Linked DNA regions of Homo sapiens: region 2 is linked to region 1. Evidence: read pairs that join two places in POLR2A ChIA-PET (ENCODE). Cell type or tissue: K562. All regions are shown on one strand.

What was found. Peaks named below come from ENCODE experiments on the same cell type or tissue, not always from the same donor. Only the 100,000 strongest peaks of a DNase experiment are listed, where the experiment ranks them.
Region 2: POLR2A ChIA-PET joins it to region 1 with 8 read pairs; 3 of 35 experiments call an interaction of 5 or more read pairs at or near these places.

What each region holds. Positions count from the first base shown.
Region 1 is chrX:110,176,771-110,180,770 of GRCh38, forward strand. It overlaps TMEM164 (transmembrane protein 164), which reads left to right. Exons shown (of 7, transcript NM_032227.4): 7 at 1-1,018. LOC124905230 reads left to right here. Exons shown (of 2, transcript XM_047442708.1): 2 at 1-1,018. Among named protein-coding and RNA genes, the nearest start is that of SNORD96B, 46 kb to the right of the region's middle. In K562, no CTCF peak of the experiment used is centred here; DNase peaks (open chromatin) are centred at 1,641 and 1,961.
Region 2 is chrX:110,043,358-110,047,357 of GRCh38, forward strand. The region is part of intron 2 of TMEM164 (transmembrane protein 164); the gene reads left to right. Among named protein-coding and RNA genes, the nearest start is that of MIR652, 10 kb to the right of the region's middle. In K562, no CTCF peak of the experiment used is centred here; no DNase peak of the experiment used is centred here.

The sequences.
Region 1 (4,000 bases):
AGACTTCCTTGGATTTGTAGATGTTGACCCAGAGTCCTCTGTCCCCTCCTGAAGAGGATTTTCTTACTGGTTTCTACTGAAGGGGAGGTAGGGGAGGAGGAAAAAAGGACCATGTGTGATGCTGTTAGACAAGACACTGACGCTGATTATGGAGGGTCTCCTGCAGGCCCTTGTGGGCTCCTTGGCAAGGCCCCAGGCTGGGAAGGAGCTCCCCCCACTGCCCATCCTGCCCGCTTTGTGGCGGGTAGAGTCAGTGACAGGGAGGCAGCCCTCCTTTTGTGTATATAGAGTGAGCTGATTTGGGCTCAGGAAAACCTAGTCGCTTGTTGCTCTCGTCTGTGACATTTTTGTACACTGGTTTGCTACTCATGGCAAGAAACAGACAAAGCCCCATGAAAAATAAAACAAAACAAAAGTCATTTCAAACAAAGCTGTTGTTTTGAAAACTCTTGCTTTCTTTTGGTGTCCATTTTGTGTTCTATTTTAAAGAATCTTTCATTTATATTGGTGTTATTGTAGTGAAGAGAATGTGATAGGCTGATCTGTAATGGTTTCTGTCAGGAGCTTAGCAAATGCCTCTGCCCCTCTTCCCCTACCCCTGTCCTTCCTCAGTTCCCAGCTGGGATTGCTATGCACTGGGCAGACCCGTCACTGTCTCCCCTGAACCCCCACACAGTGGCTTCCCTTAGAACCAGTCTTTGTACTCTCCCTAAACAGCAGCAGGCTTAGGATTTTTGTCAGGCTGGTTCTTGCGTGCTCTGTGCCCCCACCAGTTTGCTCACCTCTTGGGGCATTTTGTAATGTGTTTTCTCTGTCTTGTAAAACCTTTTGATTGTACCGAAATGGTATCTGCAGTCGCCTTTGGAAATAAATGGTCATTAATTTGTGTACTTAGCATTCTGAATTTTAGTCTCAGGTGTTTCTGTTGTTGAAGATCCTTGAATGAAAAGGAACCCTCACCATGGGGCTTACTGTTATAATGTTTCTTCATTTACTGTTATTAAAAGATTTATGAGAACCCAGGAGTCCTGGCCTTGCTTCCCAGAACCCTCTCAGAAGGCCCTCTGCTTTGAAAAATAGACAAAAGGGGCCTCTGGCCCTCCGTACTGTGGAAGACCCTCAAAGGACAGCTGGGCTTTCTCAGCACACTTTTGTCCTGGGAGCTGCGTGGCTGGTTGCCCTTGAATTCCCACACATTGCCTACTTCTGCCAGGGACCCAGCAGGCCATTTGCTCTTAGCAGAGGGCTTGTCTGCCGGGCACGTTTGCTGGGCTCTCTGGTACCCAAAGTGCATTGGGCTAGGCTGGAGGACTGAGCTGGAGAAGGCAAACACATTCAGGCCCACTCAACCTAGATTTCCTGAGGGCCAGCTCTGCACCAGCACTTCTCAGCACAGGCCTGCACCCAGCATGGGTCGGACCATGAACAAGATAGCCTTACCCTTTGGAAGCAGACCTGCTTTTCCAAGGCTACCTGCTGAGCAGCCCATGATGACTGTGATTGGCCCTTTTTACACAGGACAGAGGCCCTGTTCAGGCTTTCACCTGGGCTGCTGTTTCTGGAGAGGAGAGGTAGCCAGATAGGGAGGGGTAGCAGAACTGAAAGGCACAGGAAGAAAGGGGGCCAGATATGGCGAAGGGGAAGGACGGAAAGAGGCTGGTGGGGAGGAGGTGAGGAGAGTTGGTTCGTGTCCTTCCCCCATGTGTTCTTTTTCAGGAAGAGAGCTGAAAAAGACAATGACCTAGGCCATTGCCATCCCTACCCTGGGCAGTCTTTGTACAGCTAGCCAGACCTGGCAGCCAGTGCAGGTGGATCTCCTCATTTGCCAGTGTTTGGGCACCCAGGCTATGAATGAGGCAGGGTCTTGCAATTGTGGACTAGAAGATTAGCAGCCTAGAAAAGTCACTTATCTTGCTGCCTCAGGTTCTTAATCAGCAAAGTAGTAGCTCCAACTGCACACCAGGCATGGAGCCAAATCCCTCCCATTACCTCTTAGAATCCCCATCAAAGTACAATTAGCTGACTGGCAATGCTGTCCTTGTACGGTAGGGAGAAAGTGAGAACATGGAGGTTTAGTCATAAATGGAGGAGCTGGAATTGGAAACTAGTTTTGTTAGACCCCAAAGCTCACATGCTCTCCACTCTCCACCAGCTTCCACTGCCTTTCCAGTGTGCTGGCACTGCTGGGTAGACCCTTGCCCAGGGACCCCTGGTCCTTATAGAAGTGGAAAGAGAGCCGGGCAGTGGTGTGGAAGATGAGAGAGAAAGGGGAGGCCCACGAGTGTAGAAAGCAGAGGAATCAAGGCCTGTCAGCAGCAGCCTCAAAGCAGACCTGAAAGGCACAGGAAGAAAGGGGGCCAGGTGAAGGGGAAGGATGGAAAGAGGCTGCGGAGAGGAGGTGAGGAGAGTTGGTTTGTGTCCTTTCCCCATGGGTTCCTTTTTAGGAAGAGAGCTAAGAAAGACGATGACATAGGCCATTGCCATCCCTACCCTGGGCAGTGCATCTGCCCCTACCACCATGTCCATCCCCACCCTAGTCTGTATTCCCTCCTGCAGGCAACAGTCTTTTCCAGTGCAGATCTGCATCACTTCCCTGGGCCACTGGCTCTAGAATATAAAGCCCAGGCTCTTTCATGTAGCATACAAGCCCTGGGCTTTGTAAGCATCTTCAACTACATCTCCTCCACCCCACACTCCCAAAAGAAGCATGCAGAGAAACACTTCACTCCAGCGGGATCGTACTCCCCTTTGGCATGCCACGCCATTTCCCAGGTCCTTGCCATTTGTTTCCTTTGTGCTGTTTTCTCAGCTTCCCACTCTCCCGTTTCATCCTAAGGCCTCCACTCAAAGGTTAGCTCCTCTCTGCAGTCTTCCCTGAGCCCCAGGCTATGTTAGGTGCCAGTCCACTTTGCTCCTACAGCACCTGGTACTAACTCTGGCCATCATTTGCCTCCCTCTTACGTGATTCATTACTGGTCTCTCTCCCTCTGTAGACATTAAGCTCCTTGAGGGCCAGGTGGGGTCTGATTCATCCTCCAGCCCCTGGCACAGGACCCATTCCATGGAAAGTGCTCCGTGAACAAGGATCTTACACCTGAGTGCTAAAATATGGTAGGAGGCACCACTGTTCTCTGATGGAGAACCCTAGGCTACATAAGCCATGCCCATCCTATGAATTCTCCTGGATGGGGCTGGGATGCCTTTGTTTGCCCAGGCACCTCAAGCTTCTTGCTGAGGGGCCCCATCCTGTTTCTCTGCAGGGCTCTATATAGTTGGTGTCCTGGATAAGGAGGCAGTATTGTGAGGGAAAAGCACTAAGACCAACAGCAACTGTTCACCTGACTCTTTCCTGGACCTCTGGGCAAGGTGTCCAACTGCTTTTCCATATCCTTTATAGCTCTTCATCACCACCAGGGTCACCCCTTCCTTCCCTGGAGGCACACAGAGTTGGTGTCTGCATGGCAAAAGCCCCACCAGCCCATGGAATGTGTCATCCACCCCGCTGAGGGGTAGGGAGCAGCTTGAGATGGTTACAACCTGATCCCCCAATGAGCTTTTCCCTTGTCCTGGTTTGCCAGTGCCAGTGGAGGAACAGAAATACACAGATGTCAGCCTGACAAATGCAATGGTTTAATCAAAGGATGTGTGGTTTGCTAACCTTGGCAACAGGCAAGGCCAATGTAGTCTAAAGTCAAGGACTCTGTTACTGCCTGAACCCCCCCGCCCCGCCCACAGTCAGCACTCTGCCTCGCATCTGAATTGCACACCTGGGATGTCTGAGCTGCTGGGCAAAGGGGTTTAAGAGCCAGGGAGGCAGTAGGGAGAGGCTTCTCCTGTGGCTAATGGATGCCCTCCACAGCTGACTTCCTAACTTTCAATAACTCCTGCATCCCAGCCAGCCGGTAATCTCTGCATTTCACACTGAGGCAGGTCTTTGCAGTGGGGGTGGATGCTTCCTTGACACATCTGTGCTAGGAAACAGGGCCAGTAGCATGAGTCA
Region 2 (4,000 bases), 130 kb before region 1:
AGATATTATTAGTAAATAGAGGAGGAAATGTAGAATAAGTTAGTAGTAGGCTGGGACTTGAAGTCAGACTCCAAAGCCCATGTGTTTGATCTCTTTACTGCACTGTCTTCTATCCCATTAGTGGAATTTACTTACTGAATGTTGACTACTATAAACAGAGTAGACTACTTTCTTCTAACCCCAGGGATGCTTCTGTGTTACTTTGTACCCTCCAGCCTCTCTAAATCCTGTTCAAATTGGAATTGAAAACTAAAGCTGTGGTGGTACCACATATCAAAGAACTGTAAGGGGTTAAAAATATCCTTTTCCTCGTTGCAAAAAAAGCATGTGTTGTAAGAAAAATTTAAGCAAGCGAGAAATGGCAAAAATAGAAAGTGAAAGTCCCCCATAAACCCATCTGCCAGAGATAATCATTATTAACAACTAGCATTTATTCTTTCAGAGCTTTTTCTTTACACATTTTTTTTAAAATAACAATGGGATGATTCCTTATAATCTGAGTCTCTTTTCACTTGATAATATAGTTAGGCTATTTTCCATGCCAGTGTGTATAGCTCTACTTTATTCATTTTAACAGCTTTGCTTCATTCATTTTAACAGCTACATAATATCCCTTGTGTGAAGGAAATGTAAGGGATTTTGAAGGGCTATTTTGAAGAAGTGATGATAGGTGGCACATGGGACAAAAAGGTTGAAAACTACTGTTGGGTACCAACAATAGAGGCACTATACTTTCCATTTCTCCCCCCAGAGGCTACTATAACTTACCTGAAACCATAAGACGAAAATCCATGAGCACTGGGAAGAGTTACAGGAAAACTCAAACTAAGCTAGTCAGGGATAATTGAGAGATAAGACTACATATCAAATTCCTTCACATGTCTTTAGGGCTTTACAGCCCTGGTCTTTGAAACTCTATTTGGAATCTTTCTTAATCTCCAGTAGGCCCTGCTTTGAGTTTGGGAAACATTGTTTTCCAGGAAATACAACCTTTTAATTTCCCCTCATCTGTTCCTCATCTTGAGAGATGGCCACCATCATGTTTTCTTGCTGTGATAATCTGTCAGGTTTTTTTTTTGTTGTTGTTGTTGTTTGTTTTTGAGACAAGGTCTTGTTCTGTCACCCAGGCTGGAGTGCAGTGGCGTGATCATAGCTCACTGCAACCATGAACTCCTAGGCTGAAGCAATCCTCCCACCACAGCCTCCTGAGTAGCGGGGACTGCCACCATTCCTTGCTTTTTTTTTTTTTTTTTTTTTTTTTTTTTACTTTTTTTCTACAGATGGGGTCTCACTATATTGCCCAGGCTATTTTGGAACTCCTGGGCTCACATGATCGTCCTGCCTTGGCCTCCCAAAGTGCTGGACTTACAGGCATGAGCTGACATGCCTGGCCTGATATGTCAGTTTTCAGTGGTTGTCAGTGTTTCTTTGTTTTCTCCTCTGTCCTAGGCACTTGTCACTAGGAAAGTGCCTAATGACTCCATCAGGTGTGGCATTTATTATTGTTGCAACAGGGAATTGATAAGAGAAAAGAAGGCTATCTGGGGGATGAGTTAGCCAAGAAGTGGAAGAAGACAGCTGTTATTAGGTTGCTGTCAAAATAGCTTGCTTTACTCTCTGGCATGTATCACTCCAGGGAATGAAATAATCCAAGAATGATAAGCTCTCAATTGCCATCTGTTGGTTTGTGATGCTGCTTGCCTTGTTCTAGTTAACATTGAACACTGACCTCACATGGCACTTGGAGAAACTTAGAGGAGGATAAGATGATCATAGGGTGTAAAGCAAACTGACTGAACGCTTGCAGAGAGATGGGCTAAAGGCCAGTGGTATCAGTTTATCAGGATTTGTCTGCCTTACACTCTCTTATCCTTCCCTCTTTACCCCAGGGAGCTGGCAGAATGGTGTTTCCTCTGTAATATGACATATTTAGATTCTTTTACCAGTTTAAAGAAGTTAATTTAATGGGGGTAAAGGGGGCTAAGTTTTTAGGGTTGGGGTCAGGTACTATCCTTTATAAGAAAGATTATGGGTGTTTGAAGCTCATGAATGGACATGTCATTATCTTTCAAATTACATGCTAAGGATCAGGTTTGTATCGTATGTATTTTACTATGCCTTCTGGTCCATATCTCAGACAAACCACTCTGTGCCAGCTGTGCTAGGTGCCAGCAGCCATGAACTGTGCCAGAGACCCTGCCTCCCTGGCTTAGGTTGATTGGACTGAGTGGCCACCTGTCACCAAGACAGCCCATCTGTCACCTAGCAGGTAACATGGGCTTGACGAGCTGAGAGCTGGGCCTTTTGTATTCCTCTCTTAGGAAATTAGAATTGGGAAGCTGAGAGCCTAAGGCAGTTTGTAACGGAAAAGAGCCAAAAGATGATGGGGAGTGGAGCAGTCATGACAGTTCATGTCCTAGCTAGTTTTTTGAAGGGACAGAAACCATGAGCAAACAGAGGGACCTTGCAAGGGAGGAACAGAGATGCCTTGAGAGACAGAAGAGCTGTTTCCTACAGACACCATGAACCCAGAACCACTTTCCAGTTCTCCTGAGGCCCAGCTTTATCCTACCCTAGGATTCAAATGGGATACCTGTATTCTTTCCACAAACCTCCCTTTTCTTGAGCCAGCTTGAATGAGACTCTGTTTTCCCACAATGGAAATTATCAGACCAGATCTAGGCTCCTACCTTTACAATCGACTTCTGGGTTGAGTCAACAACAGTTGGTTTACATTTAAGGCTGACATGAAGTGCTGAAGACTATTCTAGGTATTACGGGGAACAGTGGAAAAACACAGATACCTGATTATTTCTGTCAAGCTCAGTGCTGACGTTATGGGCTTTGAATCCGTGTTCCTGGCAAACAGTGAGAATGAAAAGAGGCAGGGATCCTGACTGTTCATTTATCACTTCACAGCTCTCAACCAACAGGGGGCCTTCTTTATCCTATTTAACCTCTCAGTAGAGTATTTGCCTTTTGCTTATTCCTCTTTCCAGTCAACTCTTGATTATTCATGTAATAGAGGAAAGCATTAATGTGAATGATAGAAGACTGCCCCACCTTGGCCTCTCTTCTCTGCCACAGCAGCATCCAGTCACAGAAATGGAAACAACTAGCAGGAGAGGTAAGGAGGCTGAAAAAAGGTGGGATGGGGCCAAGCAAATTAACATTGTTTCTTCTACTTTTATACCTTCTTTCTGTTAATAAATGCTGCCTGTTTGAGTTTCTCTTCTGGTGTCACTAGGAGATTGCTGGAACAGCAATGCCATTTGCTTGATTTAAGTCAAAATATGGGATCTTTTAAAAAACTAAAATAGAGTTGGGGGCAATTGACTAGGCTGTTAGTTTCCTCTCCCATCTATTGTACCCCCTTTTGTCAGTGCCACCCAGCTTTCTTGTTGGCTGAGTTTAATGTTGGGCCACTAGCAACCATTCTTTGTTCAGGATTTGGGACTCAGCTAGCCAAAATATCCACAATAGCATTTCTCAAAGTATGGTTCTTGACCCACTTGCATCAGAGTCACCATGTGTGCTTTTTAAAAATGCTGATTCCTTCCACCTTGAATCCATTGAAGGAAAAATGCTAATTCCTGGGCCCTATCCCAGAACTATTGAGTCCGGATATTGGAGTGGGGGACAGAAATGGCTTGGCTTGGAAATATGAATTTTAACTCACCCACCTCCAGGTGATATTTATGTGCTCTCAACTTTGAGAAAGGCTACTCTGTAAAATGGCCTGAGGGGATTTGGAGGGTAGCTCTGGGAAATTATCAACCCTTCTCTTTCACTCACTATTTGTAGAGCAAGTGAGTGGGTGGGGAGAGGAAAGTGGGGCATTCCAGGTGTCAGAAGGTATTTTTCAAAGTGCAGATAGTTAAAGGCTGTCTACTGAAAGGAAAGTGAAGAAAAATAGAGATGCCAGCATGCTAAATTAGATGACACTTAACACTCAAACATTTGTTGAATTAATGCCTGAATAATTAAGAGTTGATTGGGC